5 separate regions of the Homo sapiens genome follow, and regions 1, 2, 3 and 5 are each linked to region 4. A link is a loop called in an ENCODE intact Hi-C map of the cell type or tissue named here. Cell type or tissue: Calu3. All regions are shown on one strand.

Region 1 (5,000 bases), 210 kb after region 4:
ATTATGCATTCTGAATTATTATTTGAGAAACCACACTGTCAGCATACCTTTCATCATGTTAATAATAAGCAACAGGTGGTTCAAGGGTAAAAAATGATGGCATTTATCCGCTCCATTCCCTCCAGAAGTCATCTTTGCAAAAACATAACTGTCTTACTAAAATGGTAATACTAAAACCTGATGAAAGTTTTTCAAATAAATCAATATTTATTTTTAGGTGTTGCATATACTTCAAAACAGATATTTGCATAAAATGTATCAGTAAATCCTTTTTAAAATTTATGTACAATTTTGATGGACTTTTTCCTTGAGATCCTAGAATAACTGAGAATGATATAGCAATAAAATCTCCATCTCTATAGAAATTGACTCCATAAATTCTAGCATATTTAGCTCTATAGTAGGCAACTCAGCTTGTCTCAATAGTTTAAGTCAAACACATTCACAAACTGTCCAAGTCCCTCAATAATTTAATAAAGTAATTTGAATAAAATAAGAGAATACTAAGTTATTCAAAATTTAAAATACATTTTAGAGAAGAAAGCTTTTATCTCTGCTCTCATTGAAGATAGTAATACTCTTACAATTCTCCCAGCGAGGAATCTTGTGTAGTTGATTTTATTAAAAAAAAAAAAAACCCAAAACAAATAGAAAACAGCATGCAACCAGTATTACCTACTAAATATATCCCATTGTTGGGAGGTCTTTCAAAAATTCATTTCTAGAAGATTTTAAAGCAGCCATTAAATAATGAAATGTCATAATGTCAAACACTGTTCAAATACTGATGAAGTGTTCAATTTTCGTTTTTGTTTTTGATTTTGCCAAATGAGGGCATGATAAACAAATTTTCTTTAGGTTTAGGAATATCTCACTCGCTATCCTTTTTGCTTGTACTCAATATTGGTGTAAACTTAAAACAAATATGCAACGGGTATGCTTTTATAAGGGCATTTATTTAGCAATAAAATGATGCTTAAGCTTTGTTCATGAAGTATGTAGGCAAGGTTCTCCATTAAATATTCTCAATCAAATGGCTAAACCTAATTTTAAAGTAAAAATTTGTGTTTCTTCAGGAATCCCTCTGCTAGATTTGGCTTGTCAGCTACTTCATGGAGAGGCTGAGAGAATGGGTTAGAGGAGGCAGGATGAAAGCTAGCCTAGGCTCCCTTTTATTTTCCTAAATGGTGACTGAGTCGGAGCTGATGAAAGAAGTTAACTCATCTCCACGTAGTGCACTGCAGATGGACTCCACGAGAAATTCTCTCAAATGTCACGGTAAGGATTGGCAATGTGTCTAGGAACCACTCTCGCTCCAGTTCAGGCCTTCCGCGTTTTAAAGGGTGGGCTAGGGGCGGTATTCAGCCAACAGGGCGGCCTCCTCACTGGGACAACCAAATTCAAGGCTTCCAGTTGTATCGTGCTCTGTACGTGAGCAGCTCTTACTGGGCTCCATTCAGATCAGGTGAGGAAAATAAAAATGACTGGCAAGCCATGGCCACTAGCTTCAAGTGTGGAAACCTGGCTCCCTCTTAATAACCCTTTTGAAAACTCCCCAGGGGAGTCTATGGTTTAACTCTTTTATCGCTGTCACCTGCAATCCTCCCGCCCTCGCAACCTCTTCCCGCAGAGTTCAAGGCAGTGATTCATTTTGGAATAAAATATAATCAAATGCATTGCAAAGATGTTCTAGATTAAAGTCATGTCGAAGCACAAATCTGATCGACAATTTTATGTAAGCGGGAGCGTTCAACGAGTCCTTACTGGTGCCGCCAAACATCCTCCCACCCTTGGAGAGCGGGCATTTATAAATCTTACATCTTCCTACCTCCTCCCTCAAATTCCTTAATGGACCATTAGTGACAGGATCGATCCTAGTTACTTTAGTAGCGATACATCGCAAAGGCACATCTGCTGTGTTTACCAGTGCCAGAAACACCATTCAAAAGTTGAGAGGTTAGAGCCAGCACTTTGTAACCTTTGTGGGCCGGGAGGGGGCACAGGGGAGAGCAGGGTGGGGGAGGAAGAGTGTGAACCTGGTGAGACCTGAACTCCTGTGCATCCAAGAAACAAGCCCTTGAACCAGCTGGGAGGGGGCAGCGGAACTGTGAACTTCTCCAGCAGCCCTGCGCCGCCGCGTTTCCCTAAACCCCTCTCCTCAGAAAACGGAGCCCACTCCCCACCCACATCCGGCGGCCGCGGCCCCCGCCTCGGAGCAGCGCGCGCGTGTGCCCGGGGATGTGGGTGCGCGGAACTTACGTCTCGGAATTTGTTCCACTGTCCGACTTCCTTGTCATACTGAGAGATTGTGGTGAGCCATTGTTTATCATCCAGAAAATTACCGCCGTCCGACCGCCCCCCGGCTGCAGCCACCGCCGCGGCAGCTGCGAGAGACTGACTGCACCAAGCGGCTGCACACACACACAGTACGGCTGACACCTTGAGCATCTGGGAGAGGAGACACAACGGGGGGTGGGGGGGCATGTCAGTGTCAAATAAGGGGTACGAAGCCAGGAGCGACCCTGGAAAACATGCATTAGCAACGACGAGGGTAGAGGGAGGAGGAGACAAGCAGAGGCAAGCGTGTCCCCTCCCCGCAGGCTTTACCCCCAAAAGCCGGGCACTCACACACACGCAGACCCAGAGGAGGAGAGGTGGGTATAAGGAAGCAAGCCCCAGCCGCAGCAGCCCGAGCGGGCACAAAACCGCTTCCTGGCACATCACCTTGTTGTGAGCCAGCACTGTGCTCGCAGCTCCTGCTGGAAATGCAGCCCTGCTCTGCCAACTCGCTGCTTTCTGGAGCTGCTGCACGCGCCGCCGTCTCGAGCCGTCCACTCAGCTCCCTGCGCCCGGCGCGCTCCCCCCATCTCCACCCTCCCTTCGCGCGCGGATCTCCAGCTTACTCCCCTCCGTTCCCCCTCCCTCCCCGACCTCCGTTTTTTTCCTCTTCCACCTCCTCCTATCCCACCTTCCTCTCGCTGGATCCCAGCTACAGTTGGCTCCGGATAGGACGCTTGGCTGGAGCCAGAGGACGAGGTAGCTCCTAGCCTAGGAATCCTTATCTGCTTTGTAACCTCTCCCCTCCAGAAGAGGTTCTCATGTTCGCGAGACAGCCTGCTCATTCTCTGCTCCTGGATTTAACACAAAGTGTACTATCTCTCGCAGTTGCCTCTGCTCCACAATTTCCAGGGTTGTCAGGCAGACGTGAGAAACAAGATCTGAGGAAAACTTTATGCATTAATAAATAAGAATACCTGGACTTCCTACCCTGTAAAGCTCCTGAACTCAGCTCCTCCCTAAAGAAAGGCCATCTATCCACAAGGTCTTGGGAGATCTGTTTAATTTCAGAAAATTTAAAGTTTGCTGTGAGCTTCTGGATTACTACCGACAGCAAACTTTCATGTTAAAGGTTGCAGTTTCTTTTTTTCTTTTCCTTTGTGTGTGTGTGTGTGTGTGTGTGTGTGTGTGTGTGTTTTGTTTTGAGAGACAGAAGCATAACGAGGTAGGGCGTTTGAGAACACCTATATCTCCTACATACTGTAGCTGCATTTTTCCCTTTATAAAAACTCCCTGGCAGCTTTATTTTAGAACGTAGAACCTGAATCGGAAACTTTAAAAGCCTACTGTCTCCCTCCTGCAAAATAAGACAGTTTTGAAGCCCGAACACCAATTTTGTATTCCAAACTTCCATTTATGACAAAATATTTGGCTTTCCATGTCGTTTCTACATATTCTAAATAAACTGGAAGGAAATCAGTAATTAGCCCCTTGTAGAGAAAATCTGATACAGAGAATCTCTCATATTTAGAGAATTTAGGTGAAGTGAATATTACACATAAATCAAGAAATGTCTGCAAGCCAATAGACTGCAATAACATTATGAATCTCTATTTGAATTATTAGAGATTTCAGCCAAAACTACATCTCCCAAAGCTACGACCTTTGAACATTTCTTGTAGCCTCCAAAACTTCAGAAGCTATTCGAATAGCAGCAGTACACATTTTCCATATCAATCTCGTCTAACATTTTGCAATCTATATTAACAAAACGACCAAACTCAATGTTTAATGTTAATTTCCTTTTTTAATGTAATATTTCAAAATAAATGTATAATATGTATGGTAGGAAATATAAGTGTAATATTTATATAGGAAAGAAATTTCTATTACTATTTTTAACTCAGAAAAAGATGTTTTTCTCAATTCCCCCCATTTCTACAGTGATGAATGCAATTAGTGGAGAAAAACACGGAACATACTACTGCAATTCATGGGAGCCCTGATTGACACGAACAAATGTCAGAAAACTTTAAGAATATAGATGTGTGCTAATTCTTCAAAGATATTTATTTTTGCCTGTTCACAGAGGGTTATTACCATGTAGTTTACATATTTAAATTCTTGTTTAGTAAATTTATTAAGACAATAGTAGGTGGTCCATTCTCCACTATCACCTTTTCCTGACCCCTGGTCCTTTGACCTCCCACACTCTCATCCTTAGCTCTCTTCCTCAAAATTTGAAGAAATACTTTATTATTAATAAGAATATCTCATCATGTTTTAAAACCTCATTATTTCTAAATTTAAGTCTAATAGGGAAAGCACAGAAATTGTTTCTTACAAGAAACTGATACTTGGCAGAAGTCAGTAATTCTAAAAGTAAAAATGACCTTCTAACCTTTGTAACTTACCTTTTAAAAAGATAGTTGTTATTAGCTACAAAATACTTGATGAGGAATAATGCTCTAACACTCATCCCCTTCAGCATCTGCTATACATTTTAGCTCAATAACTGGCACCATCTAAGGCCAACATGGTCACCTTTAGATTTATGGAAGCACATATATTTATGTTTATACAGCATTTCCCCCCCAAATACGTCTATTTTGTGGCTGACTCTCCAATGTTCAGAGCATGTTTTCACATCTAGCTTTCACTGGCAGCTTCCCATACTGCAGCTCCACAGGGACGTCTCCAAGTTGTGAAATTTGTTGAAAACA
Region 2 (5,000 bases), 860 kb before region 4:
GTGTTTGTTTATATTTTAATAACAAGGGAAGGTCTCTGAAATAATGACTATTAGCATCTGTTCACAACAATATTTGTGCCAGATATTTGTTTTTAAAAAATGGAGCAAATGTATTAGGTAATATTTGTAGAGACACACTATACATCAAGGACTATCGTTAGGTGGTTCTTTTGATTCAGAGCCCTCTGTGCCTCGCCAAACAGGAGGAATTCTTTAATAGAACTTTTGTGAGCAATTGGTGATCACCTTCCAAATGTAATCTGATTCAGAATATAATAGTTATTCTGTTTAATTATCAGATTGTAACCATGGAAGACACATCTAAACTCAAAAAAGAGAAACGTCTGTGAGATCTGAGAATTACCTGTGTTCATTATGAAGAAGTAAATAAAATACAATGATTAAGAAAACATATACAACTTTCCCTACTACAGAGCAACTTCATGTATGTATTTGATTTCAGTACATAGTTCTCATTTGTCATTTTGTTTCTAGCTGCCTCAGTTAGGGTGGAAACTTGACTGTATAACTTTCCAAGGTAGTAGAGCTAAACATGGGGATTTAGGACTGTTTTGGGGGCAGGAAAGGAGAGTTCTGGTTCTCGAGTTTCCCTCTGGCACACTTAATGATATCCAGTGCAGGTATATACCTCAATAAAACCAGAGCCAGAGAAAATAAATGTAGACACGTTGTTCTTGAATCATACTAATTTTCTGTAGATGTCTCTAGGAAAATTTAAAATGGGTGAAATGGAAATCCCTGTATATCCAGACTATGCTTCCTCATGGCCTCATTTAAACGATAACCTGGCCAGTAGCTTCTTTCTGATGCCTTTCCTGAATAGTGACAGCAGACGAAGTTATTCAAATGCCTATTGAAGAGTTCTGGAGTATGCAGGAAAGCGCTGCTGTGGAATAATGCCTAGAAGGCAGGGTAAATTTCCACTTAAGGTCTTTTCCATAGCAAGTATTATTTTTAAGGCAGTGGAATTATTTGATCCTTTGAGGGAATAGAGTTTGCAGCTAGCTGAAGTGAGTAGATGAGTCCTCAGAGTTGGCATTTGTGGGCTGTTGTACTATTTTTTTTATTTTACTTTAGGTTTGGGATACATGTGCAGAACACGCAGGCTTGTTACATAGGTATACATGTGCCATGGTGGTTTGCTGCGCCTATCAACCTGTCATCTAGGTTTTTAGCCCTATAGGTATTAGGTATTTGTCCTAATGCTCTCTCTCCCCTTGCCCCCAACACCCGACAGGCCCAAGTGTGTGATGTTCCCCTCCCTGCGTCCATGTGTTCTGTATGTTTACTGCAGCGCTATTCACAATAGCAAAGACATGGAACCAACCCAAATGCCCATCGACGATAGACTGGATAAGAAAATGTGGCACATGTACACCATGGAATACTATGCAGACATAAAAAAGAATGAGTTCATGTCCTTTGCAGGTACCTGCATGAATCTGGAAGCCATCATTCTCAGCAAACTAACACAGGAACAGAAAACCAAACGCCACATGTTCTCACTCATAAGTGGGAGTCGAACAATGAGAACACATGTTGTACTATTTTAACTTCAGTAGCTTCAGCAGTTGGCATCTCACGGATGCCTACCACTCCAGGGATTTAAAATGAATGCTTATGTCACAATCTCTACCATGTTCTTAGCTTCTCTTTCTATTGTCCCAGTACTAGTTGTCTTCACTTGGTGGGTGCAAAAGTCTGAGCCCACATAAACTGACTATGGACATCTAGTTGCTTTTTTGTCAGCAGTAAACAGTTGTTTCAAACTCTTGTGTTTTTCAAGAATATAAACACTTTGTTAGATGATTCAGAGGTTGTGTCATGAATTGGCGCTGATTATTTTACTTGTCTACAAGGGGGTCTCTGCCTATTCCCTCAATGTGATACATGCTCTTCGTTAGAATGCATGTTTTTAAAGTAAAACACCCTCCCTGTCTTATAACTCATGAACGCTAGATGTCAGTATTGCTCTTTTTCTTCCAAACCAATGCCCTTAGTGAATGATGTCATAGCCTGCTCGGTCTTTCAGCAACGTTGTACACACAGAAAATTGTTCAGCTCAGAGTCTTTTACTGAAATAGTCGGAACCATATACTCTCTGGCTTTCTATGATATGGTTCACGTTGTTTTAAGGAAACATTATCATTTCTCTTCTGCAAAGAGCAGTATTTTTATGAAAAAATTAAAGGTAGAATCAAAATAATAGAAAAAAAATTATATTTGTCAAGGCCTTTTTAATAATAATGGTTTTATAAAATGCAGCTGCCACTAATCACTTTTGGATATAGCTAAATTGCAAACATCTCTGAGATCTTGATGGATGAATAGCAGAAGATATAATACAAGTAATAGCATTCAAGAAGGCAAACTATCAAATATTTTCAAAACTATATATAATTTGTTTATATTGTCTCATTTGAATTATGCATCTTTAAAAAGGTTGTTAGAAAGCAATATTTAAGCATTTTGTTTTTGCCAGGAAAAAAAATCAACAACAGAATATCTTGAGACAAAATCCTCCAAACACCTTTGTATCTAAAGCCACACGGTCATTGTCAGTTGGCAAACTCAGATATTTATATTAGCATATAAAATCTTCTTTAGGGGCTACATGTTACTCAGGGTTTTTACCGTCCACTTGCTTCTTTCAGAAAGTTTCATTTGGCACCCATTCATTCAGTCAGTCTTTATTTCATTCAGCAAATAGTTATTGAATACCTACTCTATGCTCTATGCTATATGGTGTTCTACACCTTGGGGCTACTGAACAAAAACTATATTATCATCTTCATGGAAATTACATTTAAAGGTAGCAGGCAGAGACTGACAAAAAATGATACAAGTAAATATATTATATAATTTCACAAATGTTAAGTTCCATTAAGAAGAACAATGCAGAGCCGGGCTTGGTGGCTCACGCCTGTAATCCCAACACTTTGGGAGGCCGAGGCGAGTGGATCACGAGGTCAGGAGATCGAGATCATCCTGGCTAACATGGCGAAACCCCGTCTTTACTAAAAATACAAAAAATTAGCCAGGCGTGGTGGCACGCGCCTGTAGTCCCAGCTACTCGGGAGGCTGAGACAGGAGAATGGTGTGAACCCAGAGCTTGCAATGAGCCGAGATCGTGCCACTGCACTCCAGCCTGGGTGACAGAGTGAGACTCTGTCTAAAAAACAAAGAAAAGAAAAGTAAAACAATGCAGAATTATGGGACATCAAATAGTATAATTGGGACATCACATAGTATAATTAGTTTCACAAGAGTAGTCCTGGAAGACATACATGTGAGGGTGACATTTATTTCTTCTTATTATTTTTTGAGAGGGAGTTTCACTCTTGTTGCCAGGCTGGAGTGCAATGGCGCGATCTCGGCTCACTGCGGGTTCTGCCTCCTGGGTTCAAGCAATTCTCCTGCCTCAGCCTCCGGAGTAGCTGGGATTACAGGAACCGACCATCACGCCCAGCCAATTTTTGTATTTTTAGTAGAGACGGAGTTTCACCATGTTGTCCAGGCTGGTTCCGATCTCCTGGTCTCAAGCGATCCACCCGCCTCGGCCTCCCAAAGTGCTAGGATTACAAGCATTAGCCACCACACCCGGCCTGAGACACCAATTGAGCCTAGATCTGAACTAAGTGAGGCAGCGAATAAGGAATTACAAGGCAAGGATCAGCAAGTATAAGAACACTGAAGTAGAAGTAAACTTGCTGTATTTGAGGAGGCCCTGGTAACATAAATGTTGTAGACTGAAATGAGATTGCAAAAGGTCAGTTTGAGAACATAGCAGGATTGAGGCCATGGAATCTACGATGATGATGATGATGGAGATGATAATGACAGTAAACATTTATTAAGAGTAATATATGCCAAGTGGTTTTATAAACACTTTACATATATTATTAAATAATTTAATTTTTACAGCAACCCAAAGAGAAGGACAGTATTTTTCCTTCTTTGGAGAGAAGAAAACTGGGTAATAGAGAGTTTACGTTCACAGGAACTAGTAGAAGCTGGTGCAACTGGCATATATATTAAATCATTTTGGCTCTAGAGCCTGTTCTCTCAACTATTAAGTGATTGTAAGCAATGAACATTTTTTTCTAGTTCTTTACTTATGTGTCATATATCTACTGCTTTGCTGCAGCATGAAAGAGGTGATACCATAAGGTATAAAAAAAACAGACACTAAAACAGCGGGTAATACTGAGATTCATATTTTAGCTCTCCTTCTAACTTGCTTTTTGGATTTAGAATATCTCTTTGCCTCTTCGGATGTCGGTTTCCTCAACTGTAAGATAACTGTAAGGATGCAGACTAGAGTTCACAAGTTGGCAATCCTGAGGACAGTGATATTTCTCCATATGTGTTTCCACTAGACCTTTCATTAGACAATGGTGTTGTCATTGCTGTTATTGGAATGAAATTGTTTAAAACACTTGAAATTGAAATAACTTGTATACGACTGTAGATTTATGGTTTGAATTTTAACATCTGAATATGTAACACTATTAAACTTGTATTCAGTGAGCCAGGTGGTCACCTAGACAATGAGTGGACCTCCAGAAGGAGCACGAACTCTACTTCCACAGTTACACAGCAACAGCCATTTATGTCACCTGTCAGGCCGTGGGATGTATTTTTAATGGAATACCCAGGTCCAACTATTCTCTGAGATCTTTTCTAGCGCTAGATTTTATGTCTCCACTTAATTTTCTTCAGTGATATGAGATTATGGTGTAAAAGGGGCTGATTGAGGCCGGAGAGAGATGGTACAGAAAATACCAATTGTCATTCCAAAGTTTTGCAACCTTGTTCTTTTGAAAGAGACATCCCTGTTCAACAGGCAAAGGGAAAAGAATGAGTTTGAGGTAAACCAGAAGTTTTGAGGTAGAAAAAGATGACTGTTCTTTATGCCTCCTTCTACTGGTTCTTTGAAGGTTGCTGACTTCATTTTGTTTAAAACGTGAATTTACAAC
Region 3 (5,000 bases), 1.1 Mb after region 4:
TAATTTTAAGTAATGATGAAGTTTCTGTTTGGGAGAATTAAGAATGAGAAAGGGGCCAGGCATGGTGGCTCATGCTTATAATACCAGCATTCTCGGAGGCTGAGGTGGGCAGACTGCTTGAGCCCAGGAGTTCAAGACCAGTGTGGGCTGCATGGTGAAAACCCATCTCTAATAAAAGCACAAAAATTAGCAAGGTATAGTGGCATGTGCCTGTAGTCTCAGCTATTCAGGAGGCCCAAAAGGGAGGATTGCTTGAGCCCAGGAGGCAGGGACGGCAGTGGGCCAAGATCACGCTACTGTACTTTAGCCTGGGTGACAGAGAAAGACCAGGTCTCAAAAAATAAAAGTGGAAATAAAAGAATGAGAAAGGGTGGGGAAGCCAGGAACTACTGTTGCAGGATGACTTTCTGCCCATCTCTGATGTGGAGTATCACAAATATTGCAACCGTTGCTGAGAAGAAATTCCTGTCAGTGGATGCTGGAGAGGAAAATTCCTGGCTTGGAAATTAGGGAGCTAAATGGATTACAAAAAAGAAATTTCAAAAGGAGAAGCCAACCAAGAATACCCTGCTTTTTTCTAGAGAAAATGATAATAATAGGAAAGCAGTCGATGGCTTCCATGACCACAGATGTACAGCATGTGATCCTGACTGTAATGCCCAAAGGCAGTGGGGAAGATAGCTGTTTCAACCAAAATATCCCCTCAGCAGAGACGAGCATCACAACACATTTACACAGGTCACATGGGGGTGCGAATTCAAAGACCGCAGAAATGCAAGGGTAGTTAGTTAAACGGTTAAGCCACTTGGGAGTTGATCGCCAACTCACTTCTGAACCTCTACTGAAATCAGTGTTGTGCATGAGAAGTCAGAGAACTCTATTGGATACTGTCAAATGAACAGGCATGTTAGTGCTTACTCAGCACCCTCACTTATTGTAGCTTTTGTGGAAACATGGATAGAAGGAGTAAACTCCAAATCCATTAAGCTGTATAAAATCAAAGGTAAATAACATAAATCTTGAAAAGGAAAATTCCCCAAATTCACCCTTAGGTTTTAAATGGAATATTTCTGAGGCTGCTGAATTGTTGAGAACATAAGTAACTTTTATTAGTTGCAGTAATTCTAAAAAATTTCCTAACTCTACAGGTTTGGTCAAGATATGATAGATGCTATAAGAAGCTACAACTGCTTGGACTCCTTATTTGACTTCATTATTGCGGAGATAAGATGGGATGAGTGAAACTATGGAAGGACTCCTTGTCCAAGTACTGCAAATAAGGGTTAATGATGGAAAAATGATTAGGGTTAATAAAAAGAAAAGGAAATATGGATAAAAGGGGTAAAAAAAAGTCCTGAGAAAATTTAAACTGAATACTAGTGTTCAGAAGGTTGATTAAAAATAACATTAATAAGGAAAAGACAGATGTTATAAACACTAAAATTGTCATGAATTGCTATGTAAAGATTAGGTGGTCTGGCTGCTCCATCAATTTTTCAACCTATAAAGGAATTGTGACAGTTTTGCTCAATTTATTTTAGTCTCAATAAATTTTTAAGAATCTGATTATTGTACAAAAGAAATTCATAATCCCCTGAGTGTCAATGCCCATGAAAATTGTATGGGGAAAAAGAGAAGATTCTGACTCTGGATGACAGGAGGGCCAGAGCCCCCTGACTCAACACCCCAGCCAGGGATCCAAGGCTGTTTCCATGGGTGTGAGTAAAATGGCCCGAGGGTGGTGAAGGAAATTTAGTTGGCTTTCTGGACACCGGTGTCCAATATAACATCATACAAAGCCCGTTAAGGAAAAGTTAACAGGCAATAGAATTGAGTTAGGGAGATACGGTGAGCAACTCCAAGGAACAGCAGACAAAAGTATGGCTAAAATATAGGCATTTATTAACAAAAGTTATGTAAGGTTGTTGCCTCACTCTGCCAGAATGTGTGGTTAGAATGGATCTAATGTCTGAATGCAGGACTCTTATCTTACCCAGGTTATTAGGAAAAAGGTTGTCTTGCAAATCTGTTTTTAATCCTTTTTTACTGGAGCATAGTAGATGGGAAATTTCAAAATTATCTAAGCCCATTCAAGTGGCCAATTTAAAGCAATTAGAATAGACTAGGTTTGGATACCTGAGGCACATAAAGAAATTTTGTTTTCAATTAAAAATGTTTTAGATGTAGGTATATTAATAGCCACAATTTCCTTGTTTAACAGCCTGTGGAAGAAATGATGAAACCCAGAGATTCACTATAGAGTACAGAAATAATAAATAATAACCCTCATGCCATGAGTAGTGCACAGTATCGTATTAACTATTCAAGCGGAACAACAAACTAAGGGACACTATTATTCTGTGACCAAATTGACTAATGCTTTCTTTTCCATTTCTACTTATGAAGAAATTTAAAGCCAATTTGCATTCGTGTGAGATGGATGGAAAAATACACATTTACCATGCTCTCGCAAAGATATTTAAATTCTCCTGCTTATTGCTGTACCTGATGAGATGAAACAGATTTGAATCAATTGGAGAGTGCTGCTATTTGTGATAGTAATGATATATTGTTTATGTATCAATCTCAACGCTAAGCTAAAATTGCATTATAAACGCTTGTTAATCATATGATTCCAGAAGATGGCTGATTAACTATCATACAATACATATCTCAGAAAAATGGTGAAATTCCTTGATATCTCTTGAACAGAGGAGACTAGGGCATCCCTCATAAAACAAAAAATAAATGATTTTCTCTGTGAACTCCAAAATCAAAGCAAGCAATATAAAGTTTGATTAGGTTCTTTGGTTTCTAGAGAATTCACATACAACATCTGAGAAATGTTATCAACTGCTATTCACAAAATTACCAAGAAAAAAATAACCTGAATTTGAGCAACAGCACTTCTTTTATTTTTTTTACAGTTTCAAAGAAACTTAGCACAATCAGGTCTTTGTGACCTTACTAAGCACATGGTAACTTCATTACCTCCATGTTCCAATGATTTTGGAAATGTCCAGTCAAAGCAGCCATGCTGACTGAAGCACTTGGCAAAAGCCCTTGACTGACACCCAGTGGTCATTGCTGGTATTTGGGACTAGAAAGTAGCCTATTTCAACTTCAAGGTAAGCATCGCTTGAAAACTATCATTGGCTTGTTATTGTAATAGGGGCTTTAATTGAAATCGTTTTTATTACAATAGGATATAAATTTATTTTGAGATATGAGATACCTATGGTTGTGGGTTATGTCATACCATCATTCCTACATGGAAGCAAATGAAGGAAATAATTTCCTCATCAAATGAACATGTACATTAAGTCTCCCTGTGGAATTGTGTAAGGACATAACTTGTCCCTATGACAAGTTTCCAAGGGTGCCAAAGGGTGTCAAACAAGTAACTGAAGTTTAGATGGTTCCCAAGGGTGGAAGACCAACACAATAAAAATTCAGTCTAGAAAGCAACCCCATTGTTGAAGTGTTAGTGACCTTACTTTAGGTGAAGAGGTAAAAAGATAAATCTGCTTAATAGGCAGAAATGAGTCATGTTTCTTCTGGCACCAGAGGAACTGGATAATAACAAAAATGACTCTTGCCAATTCTTTGGTAAAAACCAATAGAGTTGGCATATAGCCTGAGATAATGGGAAAATAAAGGAACCCCGTAATCTGAAATTTGATATGGAATTGGAGGTGGGCATCAAAGTGCATCACTCACAAAGTAAACCCCAAATACCTCCCAAAATAACACAGGTAACTCCTATTACTGATTACTCACCTTGGCTTAGCTACATAACTACAGGACATAAAAGATTCCACCAGAATGCTTTTAAGAAGTTTTCCCAAAACAAGGCTCACTGCACAAACGGAAGCCCGAACTGGAGATGAAGCACGTTCTGTGCATATAAGAAGGACTTTGATAAGCAGGTCCCTAATATTTGCCTCAACCCTTTCTCCTACTCAACTGTGTTCTTCACCTTTACTGAAAGCCTTATACAAGGATGCTCTTTGAAGTCTTGTGAGTCCTTTCAATTATCGAAGTCTGATTTTCAATCTATGGAATCTCCATCTGTATTATGAAATAATAACAATGCCTACTTTGTAGGGTTGTTTCAAGGAATGAATTAAACCATTTAAAGTGCTTAGAACAGAACTGGCACATTCATTGCTTTAAAATCTTATTTTATGTCAATGGAAAAATAGCTTCATCACAGTAATTTATGTATAATCTTTCATGGTAAATGACAATACACACTGTATAGATAAATTATAATACATTTAAATTACTTATGAAATCCTGTATTTCCATAAAAACCTATTTTTTATTTCAATGGATAAGACTATTATATGTATACATTGAAAACAAAATATTCTCATATTATAATACAAACTTTATTTAGTGATTCCAACAAAAGAACAATCAGGTTTAAATCTCTACTTATTGCCACATTTGTTCCGTAAGAATTGAGTTTTCCCTACTACAGGTTAATCATGTTGATGATAAATAAGATGTACAATATGTAGTTTATTTCAAAACAAAAGTATTTATAAGTCAAAAGGTAAATATGATTCAGAAACACTTGTTACTATTTTAATATACTTTGCTTTTAATTGTAATATTACCTATTAAAATATTCAGATGAGACCAATTTAGCAGCATCTTATTTTTTCTTTAGTGATAATGATCCTCTGACTACTAATCTCTGTGTGGATATATGAAAATTATTATTCCAAGGATGTGAAATTTGTTTCAAATTAATGCACATGACTAATATGCTAGAATTTAATTTTCAAAGTGATGAAAATGTTTATAGTAAGTTACTTTTTCTTTGACTTTTAATTAAATTTCTTCTACAAGGATTAGGACATATAATTTTAAAAATAATTAAAATTTAATTATTTTTATTCATGACTTCTATTGCTACAAATTGGAAAGGGTCAGTGCAAATTTCCAACTAGAATGAATCTTAAATGGACTTTAGAACATCAGAATATGTC
Region 4 (5,000 bases):
TAAAGGTATTTATTTACCAAAAATTAAAATGTGTGTTAGGGACTACTGAGCATTCTCCAAATATCACTTTTTCTTCTCCTGAACATTTCATTTTCCGACCTTCTTTTCTAAAGAATTATAACCGTGTGACTGAATTCTAATTGATAGAACATAAATAAAAGCAATGTGTACCAATTTTAGACTCATCCCATAATTATCTCTCCTTCACCATCCTCTGTGATATATTTCCACTTCAGCTGAGATGGTGCTCTCCAAGGCACTGGAAGGTCAGGTACTGAAGAGGGAAAAGCTGCATTGGCATGGGTTGCTATGAGTGACTGGAGCACAAGCCCCCCTGAACTTGGAAATACTATTGGATGTTACAGAAGTGAAACTTTAATTGAAATGAGATAACTTTGGGACCTTTTGTTACTGTAGCCTAACCAATCTCATGGAGGCAGATATTGCTATCTTGCAGTGGAGTGCCTACATAAAAGAAATCTAAAATGTGTGCATTGTCTTACTGGTCAGGTAGGAGGTAGTATGAAAATAGATACAGCAGTTTGGAAATATGGAAACCCATGCATTCAGTAATAAAACATTTTGTAAAATAGCCATATAACTTTTAAGGCAGATGAAGTGCCTATTTGGCCTCTAGGGGAAATTTCTAGAATAGCATTTGCAGTTTCCAAAGAGGGTAACATGTCTTCAAAGTTTCTCTATTGCTTATAGATTGAATGCATGCCCTTAAAAATTCATGTTGAAACTTAATCTGCATTTTGGCATATTAAAAGATGGAGTCTTTGGAGCAGTTATTAAGTCATGGGGGTGCTGCCCTCATGAATGAACTAAGGCTCTTATGTAAAGGGCTTTTGGGTGTGAGTTCACTCTCACTCTTCTGCCATGTGAGAACAGTGTTCATACGTCCCTTGTGTTCTTCCACCTTCTGCCATATGGGGGCAGAGCAAGAGGACCCTTACCAGATGCCAGTGCCTTGATCTTGTATTTCCCAGCCTCTAGATCTGTGAGAAATATGTATGTGTTCTTTATAAATTGCCAAGCCTGTGGTATTTTGTTTTAGCAACACAAAGACACATGAAAGAAGCATCATTTTTTCCATGAAATAACCATATCCTTACTTCCCATTACAAAAAAAAGAAGCTCACCTCTAATAACCACTAATACAAGCAAAACAACAATCAAAACAGCATGTTTCAAAATTGTTGGGATAAAGTTGAAGAAGATGGGTGGAGTAAGTTAAGATGCATCAGTTTCTTAGGGCCAGAACTAAAAGGTGGAAAAAGTGAATTCCAAATTCTAATTGGAAATATACTGTTAGATTCATTAAAGTACTGACTTTTCCTGAGAATGAAATTGAAGAAGCACTTGTTAAGTTGGGTTACCTATTGAAACCGATTGATAAAATATTATTATGCTGTGTCACTCATTGAATAAAAATTATAAGAATACTGGACCTTGAAAAAACTTAATCTTAAAATAAAATGCTCAGACTTTTAAAAATCAAATGTTTCTTCCAAAGATATTTACTATTTACTATAGCAAAAACATAGAAAATATTAACACAAAGTGGCTCATTAAATGTCTATTTAAGTCATCTTATATAATTTGTAAATTTTATAAATCTTATACACTTCAGAAATTTGGATGATTTTCTTTATTGTTGTCATTTCTTGCGAGTTAGTCCTGAAGTAAAAAAATTGTAAGGTAAAATAGATCTATTAAAATCTTGTGATAGCCCACCCATCAGTCCTCTCACTGGAGATATATAAACAGTGATGTGTGACTGGCTCTTATTTCTTCCCAGTCAAGTTCTCAAAAGTGGGTGTCAAAAGTTCTTATCTGGGGACTGTGGTAACTTAGGCAAGGAAGGCTAAACAGGGGAATGACAGGGATCAAGAGAGTTCCCACATCCCTACCCCTCTCTCCGGTCGATTTCCCCAGATCAGATTGATAAAACTGGCACCAACTAACTTGAGGAAATTCCTAGAATTACAGCCACTGTCCTAGTAGGTTGCACAGGAGCCAGAACGACCCATATCTATACAAAAAAAAGGTCAAACGGCCACCACCAGGTGGCGCCAAACAGCAATCCAAATCAAGATAATTTCGGATGGCACAAATGAACCCACGGAGTTCTCAAACAACCAGACACACAGACATGTCCAGATTGTTTTTTAATCTCTCAGTAATAGAAAATGTACATTTTAACTAAAGGTTTTTGGACCCCAATTCTCCTTCGGTGGGTATTAAGCTTATATAATAACAATAATAATTGCAGTACCCTAATACTACCTCTATAACTTAGTAATTCTTTTACTTGTGAGAGAATAGAAGATAAACCCTGCAAAAGTTCTGGGATGTGTCACGTTGGTAAAGTTTCTAGGAACTCTGTTAGTTTGGAGCACAGTGTGATACCCGAACGTCATTTGGATGTGCTGTTCCCATCTAGTACTGAATAACTCATAAAACTGTGTGTCTAGGTTGGGCGTGGAGCAAACAAAAGACCTGCACCAGATCCAGATTGAGAAGCAAGCAGCCAGGCTATGCGAGCCTTATGATCCAAGACCCAGTAGGAGAATATAATATAAATCTCTAGGATATTCACATGAGACACATTCCTCTTTTGCCATCAACTGTTCTGCAACTGAAAAATATTATCCAGCTTGTCCCCAAAGCCTGACCGGAGTAAACCAAGAAACCAGGCAGCCCAATTTGCCCATTATAAACTGGGTGATTTCTAATGTGTAGGAACATACCATCATTAAATAAAATGTGTATATATAAGATCAAGGCCAAGAAGTTCTGGAGAAGACAAATACACTGAGTGAGTGACTCAGATGCCCATGGTGCTGAGCCATACTGTTGTACCACTTTTCCCTCAACCCACAGGTAGGGCCTCAGATGGTGAAAAAGATACAATTGAAAGTACAGCCCAAGTTTATGGATAGGTCAGAAATGAATTCCATTGCATTATGAACCTCTTCAGAGGTAACCCTGAAACATAGTGATAAAGGTAAATCCTATTAGAGTTTAGGGCAGCATATCCCATAATGTGCTGTATGTGGGAGGCAACATGACTTAAATTACAAATAGACCCTGAGTCATGGCCAGGGTTGATATGCTGGCCAGCTGGTTATGGACATGGGAAGAACAAGACTAAATGATTGGGACAAGAAGTCAGTGAGAGAGATATGTAGATGATCCTCCAGGAATACACTCAGAGGAAGCAGATTTTTTTGTTCCACATAAATGCCACTCAGAGAGAGCTCTTAAATCTTTTATAACAGTCAGCTCTTTTTCTAGTCCCCAAGGTCTTTCCTCCAGTCTTCCCAGTTTTTGCTCAAGAAATTCATGTACACAATGATTGTGGTGACATGTATAGAGACTATGCACAGGAATTTTTTTTTTGGCTAAATGGTTTTTCACTTAGTCAATGCGAGCTAATGGTCTTCCCCTCACAAGGCTTATCTGGATACAGATGTTTGCCAAAACTGCCAAGAGCAGAGGTCATTGCTGAGGTCCCGATATGGCACAATTCTTCAGGGGGACCATTTTGCATCTTGGAATCCAAAATGCATCTCCCTGGACTAACTTTTATGAACTCAGAAAAAAAGACTTATTGATAGCCATGGGTACTGTGTCTGGTAGCCAGAGGATTCACCTGGGTGCATTCTAGTACTCAAATGTCTAATAGTACTGGTTTATTGGATATTGCAACCACCAAATAAAGATACTATAATTATATCAATCATATGGGAATTAAGACTTGGATCATCACACTAGGTTAAAAAAAAAAGAAAAGAAAAATTCAACAAGCAAAAAGTTGTTGGCAAAGAGTAAGGGGGTGGAGGTATGGGATGGATGCCAGTGTAGGAAGCTACAGTTAATTACTAACTTAGCTTTCATGACACCAGTGGTGACTTTAACAGCCGTAGTTCTTTGATGAGTTATTTTTCCCCCTTTTTCTCTGCTTCTGTACTTAAAGAGCACTGGTGGTTTGTAATGCTCCAGGCATGGTTCTGTAAAGATATGACAAAACTGAAACTCCCTTACAGCGATATGGTGAGACTACTGGGACTTTGTATGTTTCCCACGTGGAGAAATGGGCTAGAGAAAGGACAAGATTACACATGCTGGGGAGAAAAGAAAGTAAACCCTGCTGAATATCCCCCTAATGCAAAGCCAGACTGTTTTCTATCCTGCTCTACGCTGTAAGTCTGACCTCTTTAAAATTTATCATCTTGACCTCCTTGCCCTCTACAAAGTTATTGGTGGGCAGAGGCAGAAAGAAGTCAAAATGTATATTTCTCCCTTTTCTCTCCCTGCTACTCCATGTCTGCATGCCTCACCTATGCAGATGCTATTAACGGTGAATCTCTCTCCCGTGGTTACAATTTGCCTGGAGGAATTGCCTGGGTTCCCTGCATCCTGTCAGTCCTAGGAGTGGTGACAATTTTCTCTGTTGCTAGATCCTGGGTGCTTCACCATCCTTTCTTGGATCCCTTAACCTGTTCACACTTTTGCGCACAACTTCTACTCAACTCTCTTTAATTACTGATTTGTACAGTCTTTTCCCTGACGTTTTCCAGCTGAAAATGACAGATTTGCTAAAAAAATTAAAAATGAGTTTAGAAATATCATATTATTATTAATTCCAATAGTCAGAATTATTTTCAAATTTATTTTTTACTTATAGGTAAGATCAGGAGCTCAAATAGTATAAAAGGGTCACAATTAAATGTATAAATTTCTTACACGTTAACTGGTTTATAAATTTCTTCTAATAAATTCTATTAGATTATGTAAGAGATGCCCTGAGAGTTAATTTTAACCCTACAATTATATTTCTAGAAATCAACCCTGAAATAATCAGTGGGCAAGATGTAAACAAACTATATCAACTAAAATATTCTTCAATTTCAATTTGAACAAATACATTAGGATATGTGTCAGTAACCCCTCAAATAAGACATTATGCAGTCCCAAAGACATGAGAATAA
Region 5 (5,000 bases), 270 kb after region 4:
CTTTTTATCCAATTTGCCAGTCTGTGTCTTTTCATTGGGACATTTAGCCCATTTACATTTAAGATTAATACTGTTATGTGTGAATCTGATCCTGTCATCATGATGCCATCTCGTTATTTTGTGCATAGTTGACGCAGTTTCTTCATAGTGTCATTGGTCTTTATATTTTGGTGTGTTTTTGCAGTGGCTGGTACCGGTTTTTCCTTTCCATATTTAGTGCTTCCTTTAGGAGCTCTTGCAAGGCAGGCCTGGTGGTGATGAAATCCCTCAGCATTTGCTTCTCTGGAAAGGATTTTATTTCTCCTTTGCTTATGAAGCTTAGTTTGGCTGGATATGAAATTCTGAGTTGAAAATTCTTTTCTTTAAGAATATTGAATATTGGCCCCCTAATCTCTTCTGGCTTGTAGGGTTTCTGCTGAGAAGTCTGCTGTTACTCTGATGGGCTTCCCTTTGTAGGTGACCTGGCTTTTCTCTCTGGCTGCCCTTAGCATTTTTTCCTTCACTTCAACCTTGGAGAATTTGATGAATATGTGTCTTGGGGTTGATCTTCTTGTGGAGCATCTTAGTGATGTTCTCTGTATTTCTTCAATTTGCATGTTCCCCTGTCTTGCTAGGTTGGGGAAGTTCTCCTGGATAGCATTCTGAAGTGTGCTTTCCAGCTTGTTTCTGTTCTCCTCGTCTCCTTCAGGTACTCCAATCAATCTTAGGTTCGGTCTTTTTACATAGATCCATATTTCTTGAAGGCTTTGTTCATTCCTTTTCATTATGTTTTCTTTAATATTGTCTTCGGATCTTATTTCAGCAAGGTAGTCTGCATACACTTATGGCCTTTCTTTCGCTTGGTTGATTCAGCTACAGATACTTGTGTAAGCTTCACAGAGTTCTCGTGCTGTGTTTTTCAGCTGCATCAGGTCATTTATGTTCCTCTCTAAACTGGTTATTCCAGTTAGCAGCTCTAACCTTTTATCAAAGTTCTTAGCTTCTTTGCATTGGGTTAGAACATGCTCCTTTAGCTCAGCAGAGTTTTTTATTACCTATCTTCTGAAGCCTACTTCTGTCAATTCGTCCATCTCATCCTCTGTCCAGTTCTGTGCCCTTGCTGGAGGGTCATTGCTATCATTTGGAGGAGAAGAGGCATTCTGGCCTTTTGGGTTTTCAGCATGTTTTTTGTTGATTCTTTCTCATCTTCATGACTTTGTCTAGTTTTGATCTTTGAGGCTGCTGACCCTTGGATGGGGCTTTTGTGGGGACTTTTTCTTTTTGTTGTTGTTGATGCTGTTGTTGCTTTCTGTATGTTTGTTTATCTTTCAATGGTTAGGTCCCTTTTCTGTAGAGCTGCTGTGGTTTGCTGGGTTTTCTCTTCAGGCCCTATTCATCTGATTTGCTCCCACGCCTGTAGATGTCACTCAAGAAGGTGCCTCCCTTGACTGGGGGGTGGGAGCTCTTCTGCCCTCTGTGACTCTCAGGTGGGCCATGGCACCACATTGCTCTTCCTTCCTTTCCATGGATCATACCAGCCGCCTAGTCAGTTCTGATGAGAAAACCTGGATAGCTTGGTTGTTGGGGCAAGATTCACATGCTATTATGGTTCTTTTTGATGGAAGCCTCTGATCGCCGCTCCTTCTTGTCAGCCATCTTGCCCCACCTACCTTTTCTAACTACTAAGGATTCTTTTTACTTCTCCTAGAACTTTTTAACTACTCTAAGCTCTTCTCTAGATATTATAGGTAGCTTCCTTGGAAACATGATTATATTTATTATTCATAATTCTTTCATTGATTGGCTTAACTTTCATTTAAATCATTCATTTGAAACAATTGAAATCTAATGAAATCATCCTAAATTAAAATGGTAATACCACATCAATAAATTTGTCATTTATTGTTCATCTTGGAATACTCTTAGCCTCTTCACATAAAACGTGTTAAAATTAAAATTGTAAGAGTTATTATCTATTTTTCATTTTTATTTATGATTATTAATAAGAGGAATAGATTATCTTATGACTTAGCATAATGTTGGCTTTATACTCATGTGAAACACTTAGTTTATTACTACTCCTACTACCTCATATTTCTAGTCCTAATGTTGTCATAACGGTAAAAACTCTATCTGGTTCATCCTCAAATATCATTACCATCTCTGAAACACTCCAGATAACATTTGCACCATATAAAGAGAACAATACAATTTCATTTTAAAGTAAAATATATTATGCATTCCTGCTAAAATGTTTAAATCATGTAAAATTCATGGAATGTTAAATGTTTACTAGCTGACCAAACAAACATTGCAAATGGAAAACTCATTAATATATTTCTAAGTATAAGCAGAAAAAAATGTCATTTCCATACATTCTAAAACTTTTATTCTCAATGGAAATATTTTCTCATTCTCAAGAGAAAATTATTTTTGTAGTACAATTTTAAAGGGAGTTCAATTATTTAACCTTTGTGCTGCAATTGTTAGTGAATTGAGATTTTTTTTTATGGACACAGTAACATGTGAGGAATATTCTAAATTTATCATTAAAAATAGTATTTTGTATATATCAATAGAACTACTGTTATGAAAAAAAAAAACACTTAAAAAAAGTCACACACTGAAATCTTACCATTTTTCCTGGTGTATTTAGTAAAAGAGTGCCCCCTTGTGATTTCTGAATACTTATACAACAGTGAGGTCTACTAATCCTGGGGAAAAATTTTTAATTAAGAAAAAAAGGCTCCTCTCATCCTTAAAATACAACCAACACTTTATTTTTGCACATGAAACTATTTTAAGTTTAAATTTATTTTACTGGAAGTAGAAAAAATTTATTTCATGGAGATTTATCAGAAAGCAGTTTTAAGAAAACCACTAAACATTCTAGGACGCCAGCTCACAGAATGCATATACTGCTGCTGTTTTCCATTTTTATGCCCACGTAGGTGGCTCTCTAGAGACAGAACACTGTTTCTAGAGAATAAAGCTGCTGAGCTTACATTGATTGGAATTTTCCTGACAGTGCAGCATAATTCTGACATGTTTTGTGCTTATTCTTCATTATGAACCTAGGACACAATACATAGGGCCATATGTTCCTCTGAGTCCTCAATGGAACTCCCAGGGATACCAGCAGGCAGTTGTGTAGATCCAAGAAACAGCAAAGCTCATATTGAGACTGGGAGTGTCATGACTTTGGGAGCTTTGGCTCATGCATATCTGAAACACTGGAGAACATTCGATATACCATTAACTGAATGTGGTACCAATGAGAAATTATGAAATTAAGTTAATGGAAGACTGGGGATTTAATATAAAATTACTAGGCTAATTTTACCACTGTTTACACTCAGTCAATAATTTATTAGCAATGTAGCTAATTAAGGTTGCAGAGTATCATACTTCTCTGGAAGGACAAAAAATATTTATATGTAATAGAATAGCTTAGTTTGAAATAACTTTTGACTCTCCATTTCTAACCATGAAAAAAAAATCTCTCAATTTAGTTAGCCAAAAAATAATATTGAAGGACAAAATAATGGTTTGGTAGAATAAAAGGGTGATTGATAGATCGGGGAGGCAAAAAAGAATATTAGCTTTTCCAGTTAAAGCCAATTTGTCAAAAGTAGACCAACTTTTTTAGGCTACTTGTAATAAAAGTTGAAAATATAAACAACTATATGAATGTTAGATATTTTTCAGATTATTCAAATTTCACAGTCATCAAAAAATAGAACTTGTAGATGAAAGTACAAGAAAAAGAAATCCGTTTCCTGTGAACATTTCCCTAGACCTGAGTTTCTCAACAGAGGTGGAGCAGTTTTACTCCCTGGGACATTTGGCATTCTCTGAAGACATTTTTGATTGTCACAATAAGGTGGACGTGTTCCTGGCATCTACTGAGTAGAGGCCATAAATGTTGCTAACCATCCTAGAATGCACAGAATAGTTCCCAATAACAAAGAATTTTCTGGTCCAAATAGGTAGACTTAGAATTTTAGATTTTAATAACCTATAAGGCCTTACCTTGCTAGATTTTGTATGCTCCTTTGCATAATTCTTCATTTGAAATCAGGCTGACAGTGGAAGTTTGTGATAGGAAGAACTTGGCTTACAAATATTACCATTCCTTTTTTACTTAAAAACATTTCTACCAATGTGTAAAATATCCTACAACAGATATTTTTCTTAAAAAACTGTGTAAAGGAAAATTATTAATGAATATGTAGAATCCAAGGTTTATCACTCTCTCAGTACTCCATCCCAGTCTCCCACCCTGACCTTCAGATATTCGGGATGGGGTCCAGAAATCTACATTTAAATAATATACCCAGGTGATTATCCCACAGGTGTTTGTAGACTACATTTTGAAAAATGCTACGCAGATTCCCCTGAAGATTCTCATCAGTAAAATATTCCTTTATCTTTACACAAAATTATTTTACAAATTCCAGTGCTCAATATGGGGCATATTTAAACTTGTTTTCTTGTTTCTCTCCCTGGCAGAGAAAAGTCTACAAACCAGCTTTACCTTAAGTAGAGAAACATGGAGGGAGAGAAGGCAGGGAGATAAAAATAGATTTAAAAACTAGGTATCTGATTACATGTAAGGAAATAGAATACTTTGTTTTTGTTGTGTATTTTTAATGATCAAAGTTTCTGAGAGTTTGGAACAGAATGCAAGACAACATTGGAAATCATAGACCAAGGGGTGACTTTGAGTACCTTCTAAGTGTTAGAGAAAATTTTAATATATTTTTAAATTAGCCATTAATTATTCCTATTTTTAGTTTTCTAGCATAAAACAAAATAAGACAAACCCACCTAGTCCCTATACTCAATCATTAAAAATGAAATTGTAGAATTTACTTGCAAATCTCTAATGAATAAGCCACATTTTTGTTATTTCACAGGGCATGCTATCAAAATGACCAGTAACATATCTATGAAATACTAATGTCATTCATTCAATCTCAAAGCATGCAATTTAGACATCATAAATACAACCACGATAA

What was found. Peaks named below come from ENCODE experiments on the same cell type or tissue, not always from the same donor. Only the 100,000 strongest peaks of a DNase experiment are listed, where the experiment ranks them.
Region 1: a loop joins it to region 4, with 3 times the contacts of the local background. A loop is called at or near these places in 13 of 110 quality-filtered maps.
Region 2: a loop joins it to region 4, with 5 times the contacts of the local background. A loop is called at or near these places in 16 of 110 quality-filtered maps.
Region 3: a loop joins it to region 4, with 9 times the contacts of the local background. A loop is called at or near these places in 50 of 110 quality-filtered maps.
Region 5: it touches region 4 in a loop (11-fold over the local background); 63 of 110 quality-filtered maps call a loop at or near these places.

Annotation. Positions count from the first base shown.
Region 1 is chr4:167,231,726-167,236,725 of GRCh38, forward strand. SPOCK3 (SPARC (osteonectin), cwcv and kazal like domains proteoglycan 3) reads right to left here and starts at 2,769. Exons shown (of 11, transcript NM_001040159.2): 1 at 2,725-2,769; 2 at 2,260-2,448. The coding sequence starts at 2,448. In Calu3, no CTCF peak of the experiment used is centred here; a DNase peak (open chromatin) is centred at 2,766.
Region 2 is chr4:166,164,036-166,169,035 of GRCh38, forward strand. No RefSeq gene overlaps it. Among named protein-coding and RNA genes, the nearest start is that of TLL1, 290 kb to the left of the region's middle. RefSeq lists an enhancer at 1,802-2,096. In Calu3, a CTCF peak has its summit at 2,027 (motif pointing right); no DNase peak of the experiment used is centred here.
Region 3 is chr4:168,074,143-168,079,142 of GRCh38, forward strand. No RefSeq gene overlaps it. Among named protein-coding and RNA genes, the nearest start is that of ANXA10, 16 kb to the right of the region's middle. In Calu3, a CTCF peak has its summit at 3,087 (motif pointing left); a DNase peak (open chromatin) is centred at 3,059.
Region 4 is chr4:167,019,673-167,024,672 of GRCh38, forward strand. All of the region lies in intron 3 of SPOCK3 (SPARC (osteonectin), cwcv and kazal like domains proteoglycan 3), which reads right to left. Among named protein-coding and RNA genes, the nearest start is that of SPOCK3, 210 kb to the right of the region's middle. In Calu3, no CTCF peak of the experiment used is centred here; a DNase peak (open chromatin) is centred at 2,079.
Region 5 is chr4:167,288,234-167,293,233 of GRCh38, forward strand. No RefSeq gene overlaps it. Among named protein-coding and RNA genes, the nearest start is that of SPOCK3, 56 kb to the left of the region's middle. In Calu3, no CTCF peak of the experiment used is centred here; no DNase peak of the experiment used is centred here.